2 separate regions of the Mus musculus genome follow, and region 2 is linked to region 1. Evidence: chromatin loops called from intact Hi-C (ENCODE). Cell type or tissue: left cerebral cortex. All regions are shown on one strand. Each heading gives the region's core, and the rest is flanking DNA. Links, peaks and the distances in the headings are about the cores only. Region 1 overlaps Nbea (neurobeachin). Region 2 has its middle 37 kb from the start of Gm32237.

What was found. Hi-C counts contacts between places; a loop is a spot of excess contacts. Peaks named below come from ENCODE experiments on the same cell type or tissue, not always from the same donor. Only the 100,000 strongest peaks of a DNase experiment are listed, where the experiment ranks them.
Region 2: it touches region 1 in a loop (2.5-fold over the local background); 2 of 42 quality-filtered maps call a loop at or near these places.

The regions. Positions count from the first base shown.
Region 1 is chr3:56,005,596-56,010,985 of GRCm38, forward strand. Nbea (neurobeachin) reads right to left here. Exons shown (of 58, transcript NM_030595.1): 19 at 3,967-4,048; 20 at 3,622-3,745; 21 at 2,641-2,833. The region is part of intron 6 of Gm31914 (a long non-coding RNA gene); the gene reads left to right. Among named protein-coding and RNA genes, the nearest start is that of Gm22784, 51 kb to the left of the region's middle. In left cerebral cortex, for the core only: a CTCF peak has its summit at 2,557 (motif pointing right); a DNase peak (open chromatin) is centred at 2,578.
Region 2 is chr3:56,658,292-56,663,681 of GRCm38, forward strand. No RefSeq gene overlaps it. Among named protein-coding and RNA genes, the nearest start is that of Gm32237, 37 kb to the right of the region's middle. In left cerebral cortex, for the core only: no CTCF peak of the experiment used is centred there; a DNase peak (open chromatin) is centred at 2,459.

The DNA of each region.
Region 1 (5,390 bases), core at 221-5,220:
AGGGAAAGGGAGAAATAAGAGCAATAAAGTTACCATGATATAAGCTAAATGGTATTAGGAATTTTAAGATTTAGTTTGATTAAATAATAAAAGATTCAGTTTTATTACGTAATTGGAAACAATGATGAAATACAGTGATACACTGTTTCTTGACTTGTCTCTATCCACATGTGTAACTGCAATTTCAAAGCTCCTTTGTAGAGGTTAAATATTCCAATGCTACCCAATATCATATGATATATCATCTGTGAACACTGTTTAGGCTTAAGGACTAGTCAGATGATAATATTCAACATTAAAACTACTATTACAATGACAGTATTCTCACCAGACATTGTTAAGGCACTGCATCAGTTTTAAGTGCAAACGGGTGACTGAATTAGAAACAGCGCAATATGTTCTGTACAAGAACTTGCAATGTCTTTTTCATTGTTACATTAAAACTTACTAAAGCAATGGCAAATACAAGGTGTGTATGTTGAAAAATGTAGGACTATAACAGGCATAAATTCTTCTAAATTTTTCTAATATTAAAAAAATCTCTCCTTATAGGCACACAAAATTAATTTACATTAACAAGCTATTTTGGTTGACCTTTCTTAAAGAGTGCCATCATATGAAATCTGTTTCCTACAGAAAAATCTCCTCAGTCACGGGACCTGGCAACTGTTACCCATGGCCATAATCTGCTTGTCATCTATTCTGATAAATAATTTTTTTGTGATACTTTCCTCTCTGTCTGCTCTCACACTACACAAATGAGTCAAGCAGCTTCATCAGAGGCAGACCAGAAAGCCTAAAATATATATTATTTGGTCTCTAAAATAATTTTTCTAATTCCTATTAAAATAACTATATGAACTTTCTAAATCGCAAAACTTAATTGCAACATAAACGAACAACCTAATTCTGTATGTTCATGGCTCTTCTGTGATGTTACAGGTAGAAGAGCCACAGCTTTGAATCAGTAGAACATAACATGCACATACATCAACTACTCTCCTTGCCAAAGATAAATGGTATTTAAAATTTAATATGGAGAAACATAATTTAGAATTAAGTGTTCACTGTTAAAATATGTTTTAACATTTAAGTGTTAAAAATGTTAAATGAAATGTTAAAACATGCTTTATATGTATTGGTTTGAATAAGAATGGTCCCTATGGGGACATATATTTGAATGCTTAGTCACCAAGGAGTATTTGAAACAGATTAAAAGGATCAGGAGGTGTGGCCTTGTTGACGAAAGTGTGACACTGGGAGAGGGCTTTGACGTTTCCAAAGCCCATAACAGGCCCAGTGCTAAAGCCTATGGATCGGGATGTAGCTCTCAGCTCCTCCTCCAGCACCATGCCTGCCTGCTTGCCACCATGCTCCCCTCCATGACAATGAACTCACCTCTGAAACTGTAAGCAAGCCTCAAATTAAATGCTTTATTTTATAAGTGTTGCCTTGGTCATGGTGTATCTTCATAGCAATAGAGCACTAACTACAACAACACAATTAAAAATATTACTTTAAGGTGCATGCCTTTAATGCCAATACTAGGAAGCCAGAAGCAGACAGACCTCTGTGAGTGAAACCAGTCTTAAATGTTAGTGTACACAGCAAATTCCAGCCAGGCAGAACTAAACAAACACGGAATCAAGAAAACTATGTATCTATCATGGTCACTGACACTGAGATGCCTTCCTCAATTTCATGTGGCAACTCATTTTTGACACAGCGTTTTGTACTGACCTGGGCTCTATGGTTTTGGCTAGACAGACCGGCTGGCTTGAGAGTCCTTGGGATCTACCCATCGGGCTCTCCAGCACTTGGGGCGAACAAAGTGTGTGCAGCCACGATGGGGATCCAAATTCAAGTCAACCAAGCCCCTTTTGAATGTATTTATTACTTATTTTAGAATGAAAAGAAATCTGATTACTTCAAAAACATCTTTAAAAGTACTATTCAGCTACTATTTCATGAAATATGCTTGTAAGAATTGAATATGGTTCAGTTAAAAAGCAACTGGTTCTCATGCTGGCTACAAACATATATAGTAAATTTTCCAATTGAGAGGACATGAAATGGCTCATTAAGGAAAGGCGTTGCCTCCAAGCCGAAAGACCAGAGTTCAATCCCTGGAACCTGTAACTGTAAGCAGAGAACCAACTCCTGAAAACTATCTTCTGGCTCCCAGACTCAGCAAGTGCTTGCATGCACTCACACACCTACACACGAACACCTCCTCCTGCCCCCGACACACACACACAAACAGACACACTTACTTAAAGTGCTATTAAAACAAAATTCATAATTTACAGACTTCATAAGGTTTTTTTGTTTGTTTGTTTGTTTGTTTGTTTGTTTTTTGAGACAGGGTTTCTCTGTATAGCCCTGGCTGTCCTGGAACTCACTTTGTGTAGATAAGGCTGTCCTCAAACTCAGAAATCCACCTGCCTTTGCCTCCGAGTAAGTTAAGTGATCTTAAACCACCTTCAGGCTCACCAAAGGGCAAAGAAAGGACAAAGTCAAAATTAGGATCAAGGAAGGAGCCATGACTGAGAATGTCCACTAGGTGGCACCAGATGAGAGTTTATAGCCATTTACTTCCTGGCTGAAACTTCAATGACAGAAGAAGCCAAATCCCCTTACCTTGGAATGGGCTATTGAGAGTGTGTCCACCCAGACTCTCCAGCCTCCCCATTCATATTTTATTGCATGATACAAAAGAATCCGGAAAATGTTGTAGACCATCTCAGTAATCTTCTGTTCCTCAGAACTTTTTGGATTGATATAGCCAAGAGAAAACATCCAGTCCTGCCACACTGAACATTGCAGTAAGCATCTAAAAAGAAAATGAAAAAGACCTCATTAAAATTATCAAAATTATAATTTACTACTTTGAAACTTAAAGTGATGAAAATATAAGCCAAGTACACGATTATTCTCTGTATTCTGCATTCTATAACCTCTATCAATTTCTTTCTTTCTTAGAGAACTTGAATTATAAATCAAATCCCTCCCTACCTCTCCTGTCGAGAGACAGCTTTAGCTTCTGCGTGTTCGCAGTAATAATTCACTGCTAACACTCACGGTGCTCTCGACTGGCTCTACAGCACCCCCAACCCAACTGTGCTAGTGTGGGCACCAAAATGCTTCACACACAATACAAAAATGCGTTAGAAACTTAGGAAATGACCAGACACATATTCAAGGACTCAGGCTGTACATCATGTCTGAGCTAGGATATCTTAAATGCATGGCAGGACAACATCAGTGAATATGGACACACCCAACATAATGAGAATTAAAGGCACTGTTGCTGATAGGGAGATGTGAGAGATAGTGGCTACAGCATAAGTACAAAAGTGTTCATCTGTATATTCATATGTGTGTGTGTGTGTGTGTGTGTGTGTGTGTGTGTGTGTGTGTGTGTGTGTGTACTAGGACAACTAAATAAAAGCATATACAACTGATAAAGTAGGATGAAATAAATTGCTTCTAAGAAACGCAAGCCTTTTTAAAATGATTTAAGAGAATTTAACAAATTATTTGAATTTTTCATTCGAAAGTTATGGAAAATCAAGAACATAAAAAATATTAATCTAGAATAAAAATCAGACTGTTTTTTACCTTCTATTTTCACGGCTGTTACTGAAAAGCTTAATCATGTCGGATAAAAACAGCCGACGGACTTCCATCAATTCTGCACTTGGTGTTGAGTTCTTTAACAAAGTTGCCACCACCTTAAGAATCACTATATACAAACAAATTCTGAATTAAAATTTTAAAATGTCACCAAGACGTAGCACCACATTCACTAATTTTCAACTCAATACTTGGCTCCGAGTGGAGCTGTCCCTGTCCTAAAGTGGGGCCACCAGAAGGAACGCAGTCACGAGAGGCTCTGGTTTGGTCCCACATGTCACCGTGTAACGGCCGCGCTGCCGCGCCGCGGGAGGAGCGGCTTCTGCTTACTTGGATTCTGGATTTTGACTGTGGAGTCTGGCTCCGGGTGTGGTTTATGCACAACTTGAGTACAGACTTGCTCTGTCAAGATCTGAAAGATGAACAATTTGAACTTTGTTTAGAGAAGAAATTAAAAACAACTGCATAATATAGCTTTAGTAAAGAATCTGTCAAAGGTTTTGAATAATTTTAAGTCAAAAGAAATATCCCTCACAAAAGAACTTTCTAAAATTACATATGTCCTTAAACTCTGAAGTCTATATACCTCAAATTTTACTTACTTTGGATAAAGACAAAAGCCAGACACCTTATATATAGAAGAAAAGAATAGTTAGCTAATATAAAATTTGCTCTGTTTGAAATATGCTTTCAGTATGCAATTTTAAGACCTCTGTGTTTTGAATTATAAATATTTGATGTTTTGTGTCATGCTAATTAAAAAAGTCAGTAACTGTTAACAAACCTATGCCTCATACAGAAAAGAAATCTAAAACTTATATTTCTAATTTTGACTAGAATGTAGGCTTAAAACCCTCAAGCAAAACCAGACATTTTGGTTATTGTCCATGCTTAGCACCAAGAGCTGATACATATCAGGAGTCATTATGTGACAGAATGGATAACTCCGTCAAATATAGATAGTCAATGTGGTTGCTCATGTAGCCCAGGTTTAACCATACTTGTCTCATCATTACAGCTAGCTCGCTATCTGTCTGTCTGTCTGTCTACATGCACAAAATTTCAGTAGAGATGAACTCCACTTAGAGCTAATGCTAAACTCTGAACACTCTTTTAAAAACACAGTTCAACTCAAAATCAATACAAAAAAGTCATCAGCCCAAGTACAGTCGCCTGTAGTTGTTGGAAGCTCTTGATTGCATGGCCTAAAAGGTGGAATTTCTCAACCCTTTCCCCTATCTTTTGACTCTTAAATTCTTTTCTTTTTTTTTTTCAAAAAAAAAAAAAAAGAAGAAGAAGAAGAAGAAAGAAAAGGAATCAGTGTTAATTTTGAGACTGGCTATGCAGAGTGCTAAGGTGAAGAGCACAGTGGGAAGAGCGAGGTTAGACACAGGGAGGACGGCTTCTAAGATGGAGAGCATCATGACATCCAGAAAGAAGAGACACACTCTCTTTCCTTTTTTTTTTCCAGACTAAACAGAGGACAGAAAATTTACATAAATAAATGAGGTATATAGACCAAAAATATATCGACTTGAAATAAGACATTGCTCTATTATTACTTCAGTGATAAATACTGGTTAAAATCATCTATACCCATTCTTAAAAATGAACAATGTTAAACTAAATAGTCTCAGAATGCTTTTTTAACAGTGTACTCTAAACATGACTGACTACATAGAGCTGCCATGTGAGATAAAAAATCTCTTGAGATAACATATACCAAAAAAACAGTGGCTGGTATATACCTAAAA
Region 2 (5,390 bases), core at 315-5,314, 650 kb after region 1:
GTCCTGGGTGTTCTGTACTTTTTTGGCTAATATCCACTTATTAGTGAGTACATACCATGCATATCCTTTTAGGTCTGAGTTATGTACCATTAACCTTTAAAATCTTTCTTTGATTTTAAAATTTTGGATAAACCTACATAAGATTTAACAATCATAACTGCGTGTAAGTGTACAGTTCAGTGGTATAAATTATGTTCATGCTGTTGTGCAAACCATCATTACCATTTATCTTCCTGTCTTACCTTCCCACACTGGAACCCCACAGTCGTTAAGTAACTATTCTCCATTTCACTATCATCTAGCCCCTGTAGCCTCTACTCTATGTCTCTGTGAGTTTGACAGCTGAGCATATCTCAGAGATGTGATGGGGTATAATATCTATTCTTCTACTGAAGGTATTTTCTTTAGTGTTCATTCCTGTTCTATGTATCAGAATCTCCTTCATTTTAAAATTCACATATTCTGTTTTATGTGTAAAACCATATCCTGTTTGTCCATTCACCTGTCAGTGGGTCATTTCTACCTCTTGACTGACTGTATGATGGGCATGCAAATACATGAGCTTTTCATTCTTTTGGTTTTATACCCAGAGGCAGTATGGTAATTCTACAGTTCATTATTTGGGAAACTGCTATTCTGGATTCCATAGTGGTCATATTATTTTTATATTACCAGTTCAGTGACAGGGTTATGATTTTCTGCCTGTTTGCCAAGAGTTATCCTTCATGTTTTGCATCTGTGCATGTTTGTGTGATAACTTTCCCAGTAGGTAAAAAGTGGTACATTGTGTTTTTAATATCTAGTGCTCTTATTAATAACATTGAACATCTATCTCCTCATGTGCTTAATCTGTCATTTGTGGTTCTTTCGGATGAATTTCTACTTGAGTCTTTCTGTTGCTGTGATAAACCACTGTGACTAAAAGAGATTTATGGAAGGAAGGGATTATTTCATCTTACAAGTCACAGTACATCATTAAGAGAAGTCAGAGTTCAAGGGAAGCAGAAACCATGGAGGAATGCTGCTTACTGGCTTGCTATCTCTGACTTGCTCAGCTCCTTTTATTATACAACTCAGACTTCCCAGAATAGGTGTGGCACTTCCCACAATGAGCTAGGTCCTTCTATATCATTTATCAATTAATAAAATGCCTCATATACATCCTGGACATGGCCATGGGCCAATATGATCTGAACAATTCCTCTACTGAACTCTCTTCTCAGGTGACTCTTGCTTAGTACATTTGTGCCAAGTTGAAATCTAAAGCTACCTATGACAAAGTACATTTATTTATTTTAAAGCTCTTTTTCTTTGTGCCACATTTTTGGAGTTCTTTGTATGTGCTAGTTGTTAACCTATTGTCAGTTATAAGATTTTCAAACAGTTTCTTCTATTCTGCAAATAAGCTTTACTCTTTTGGCTATGTCATTTGATGTGTGGGTGTTTTCAATGTTTTTATGTAGTCTACTTTATTTTTTCCTTTTGCTTCCTAGCTATTTTTCCATCACTCAAGTAACTACTAACAAGCATAATGCCATTAAATCCCCTTTTAGTTTTTTCTAATAGTTTTATGGTTTTAGTTCCTAGATATTCGAACCTTCATCTTCCACAGGTCAACCCTAAGATTCTACACTGACTTTACTTTCATTGTTTAAGTGACCATATATCACTTTTATTCTAAAGCATAAAGAAGAAAGCATTACAAACATCTCCTCCTAAGCCACTTGAGAACCTCAAACACATACAAATATTAACAGGCATTTAGTTCTCCAATCATTTCACAAGGTGTCTCTGGCTCTCTGGTGGTTATTATATTATTACAGAAAACCTGAACTCCATATTGTAGTGAGTATGCTTAAAAGGTTTGGAAAGGCTTATTAACATAAATATGATACAGCTGATTCCTCACTGTGTCTAATGAAATCAGTTTGCTGTGATTACACTAGTTAGTGTTCTGATATTTGGTAAATTTCTAAAATCTGGGACCATGCTTCATTCCCTTTGTCTTCCCTTTGCTAATTCCTAGTTTCTTCCACTATGCAAAACTTCTCCTACGCACCATAGGTATTTATCATACACCTGTTCTTTGCATACTCATCAGTGAGAAAAAGAAAACATTTTCCCATAAAACAGAGCATTAGTCAGGGCAGCCCATGTATGAAGAAAGCATCCATCTTGGCACCTGTAGCTCTGTTGCTGTGGGAGTCAGTGGAAACTACACAGGTGAGTGAGCAGATGAATTATATAAAATCACTGGCTTTCATAATCTTATTGAGGCCTCGAGAAACCAATTCAGGGCCATCCAACTTCAGTCAGAAAATTGAGAAAGACCCCAGAATGGCTTTATGATTCTGTGCCTCCAGTGAGTCACCCAGGGGTAGAGTAATTTGTGCCTCCTCAGGCAAATGCAAGCTGTTTCTCAGGCTTGGCTGAGGCTGAGACAGCAAGATGTGACATTTCCTTACTTAACAGTCAGTACTGTGGTATGTGACAATGTTAGACAGTTGAAAGCTGCCTGGACCATTGCAGCCCATTCAGCTGCCATCCAAAATCACACTCTATATACAGTATTCAGTAGACAGAGTAGGCTCGCTCATGGAAATAGACCCAAACATGACAGTTTAAAACAAGAGAAATCTGTTTGTTTTTTTGTTTTTTTTTTTAAATGAGCTCGGACACATCTCAAATGAAAATCTCTCTTAGCTTTCAAGATCTTTTCATGAAAACCCAGAGTTCCCTTTGTATTGATATAAATCAGTGGAAGTTAATACACTTGGGAGTGGGATTGGGTTCTCTCTATGTCCTGGGCTACATAAGCATCAGAGAGGGAATGTTTCCTTGTATTTCTGGCATTATGTTCTCTCTCAATCGGACTTTCCAGCTTTGGCTGGCCCAGAACTTCCTTGGCTGGCCTATCCTTCTGCCTTGACTTCTGAAACTCTGGGTTACGGGGTTGTACCACCATGCCCAGTTCAACTCAGTTTTCAATTATACTTACATTATCAATAACATTATTTGTGTTTATCTCCACTATAGAAACAGCAATCCTTAGGCTTTTCATTACAATATTTTTACAGATAATTCATTACTTCTGATGAAGTTACACTGTTTATAGTTGTGTAGTGATGTTGTACAGCAGTGAAATATCACAGTGAACATGGCTCATCCATTATAAAATCCCATTTTATCTGTTTATTATGTCCTCACCCATAGAAAAACATCGGTCCCCGGTACCCATTTTTGAAAACATGACAATCAAGGTTATTCTTCTGAGAAATTGAATAGTTCCTCAGTTTTATTCAGTTCTTCTTATTCCATTCAAAACTGAAGGGTTGGTTAGAAAGGAGTTCAGACATGACACATAAAGAGTCTTGGCAGGTTTGTAGGGATAGCACCTGACCTCTCTAGGTTCTGATGAAGAATACCTGGCTCCAGCGGAGAGCACAGTGGTATGTGCATTGAGAATAGTGTAGGAGTGAGAAATTCCTTTGCATTGTGGTTGGCTGCTGAGTGTGGATTGCCCCTCTTTTCTCTTCCATCCTGAGACTGACTTCCTGGGTGACCATGGCAGATTTCTGAAACTCAGTTCTCTCTCTAGGGGAGGATAATCCAACCTCCCTGGGGGTTGTTGTGAGGATTAAAGAAAATAATTCTACATAAATCTTTGCATGTTTCCCAGTGTATACTAAATTATCAGTGAATGCTTATTTATCTATTCTTACCATTATTTCAAACAAGGTAAGTTAGAGACTTAGAAAGAAAATATTACCTACATATATTAAGTAGATAAGTAATTCAAATGAAGAAGTAGGTGTAAAATAAACTGAAAAACAATTTCTAGGGTTACTATTAAATATAATTTGTGGAAGAGATGGAGTAGTGTTTTATCAAAAAAGAGATCACTTGAGTCACACATGCTGTCTTCATCTCAGATCCTGAAAAGACCTCCTTGTTAGCTATTAGTTTACCATTAAAAGAAAGGTGGTACTTGCAACCTATAGGCTATTTTTCAGGAATGATTCTCTGTAACATGCAAGGATCACTTGGTCATAAAAAAGTTATGTGTATGTCTTGAGTATGAAATGTATTCTACAAGTTCTTATGCCACTGGTAGTTTTTCTTTAAGAAGGTCCTAGGACCTTTAGCAGAAAGTGTAGTTAGAGAAAGTCAATCTTTTTGGGGTGTGCTCTTGATTGGTATACAGCATTTGGACCTCTTTTATCACTCTCTGTCCACCATGAGGTGAGCAGCTTCTACCATACTTTCTTGGTGCCATGATTTTCAGCTTCACCAAAGGCTCAGAAGATGCAGAGCTGCAGACTAAACACTAAACTGAACCTTTAATGTTGCCCTGTCAGGCACTTTGCCATAGCAAATGCAATTCTGATTCACACATACACAGCCTGAGTTCCACTGAAAAGAGTCAAAGCAGTGACCTGATAGAGGGTGGGCCATGTTGATCAAGGGCGATTATCTGATTCCTAAGAGGTAGGCCACATGGCCAAAGGTACTAAAAGACTTGTTTTGTGGGATGATAGAGGGATGAGTAACAAGGGCAGTGTTTATCCTACTTCAATTATAATGCTTCCTCCAAGCTTGCTTGTTAGAAGGGTCAATAGAAGGACACCTGCCAAGGATCTTCATCTTCATTCTCCAAGTTTCAACATATATCATCATCAGTGAGGCCAAGCTGACGATCTAAAACCAGCCAAGATGCTCTAGATCAGAATATTCCAGCCTACTCAGACTTACAGGACTAGTACACCGGCATGGCTCTAAACTAATCTATTCGGGGGTTGCTTTAACTCAGAGTAAGGTAACTTATATAGTCTCTCTCTCTCTCTCTCTCTCTCTCTCTCTCTGTGTGTGTGTGTGTGTGTGTGTGTGTGTGTGTGTGTGTGTGTGTTTCCAGAGTTTGAACCTTATCATGAAGAATGCCAAAGCATAAAGGAAGGAAGAAATAAAAACAGAAGGCCCAAGATTTATAAGGAGCACATGAGGCCTTGATCCTTGAGACATAAATATTGAAATGATAAAAGATCTTAAACTGAAATTCCCTGAAGGCAAACTCCATCTCATATTATCTTACTCCATAAATATCTGGGATAAGCAAGGAATGAAAAGGAACCAAGAAAACAAGGAGGATACATAATTGCAGAATGCAAGTACAGGAAGAATCTCAATGCTCACAAAATAACAGCAGATACCTTACTGGGTTTACCACGGCTGCTGCTATGCTCAGCTTTTCTAATGGTCTGTTTTACTTCAAACTCTTTCTAATCATATGGAACAGATACTATTTTACCCCTATTTATAAATGAGGGAGCTGAGCAGTCCTAGGAAATCACACCATTCTCCTGATAACATAGTTTTACATAGTAAGGTGGTTT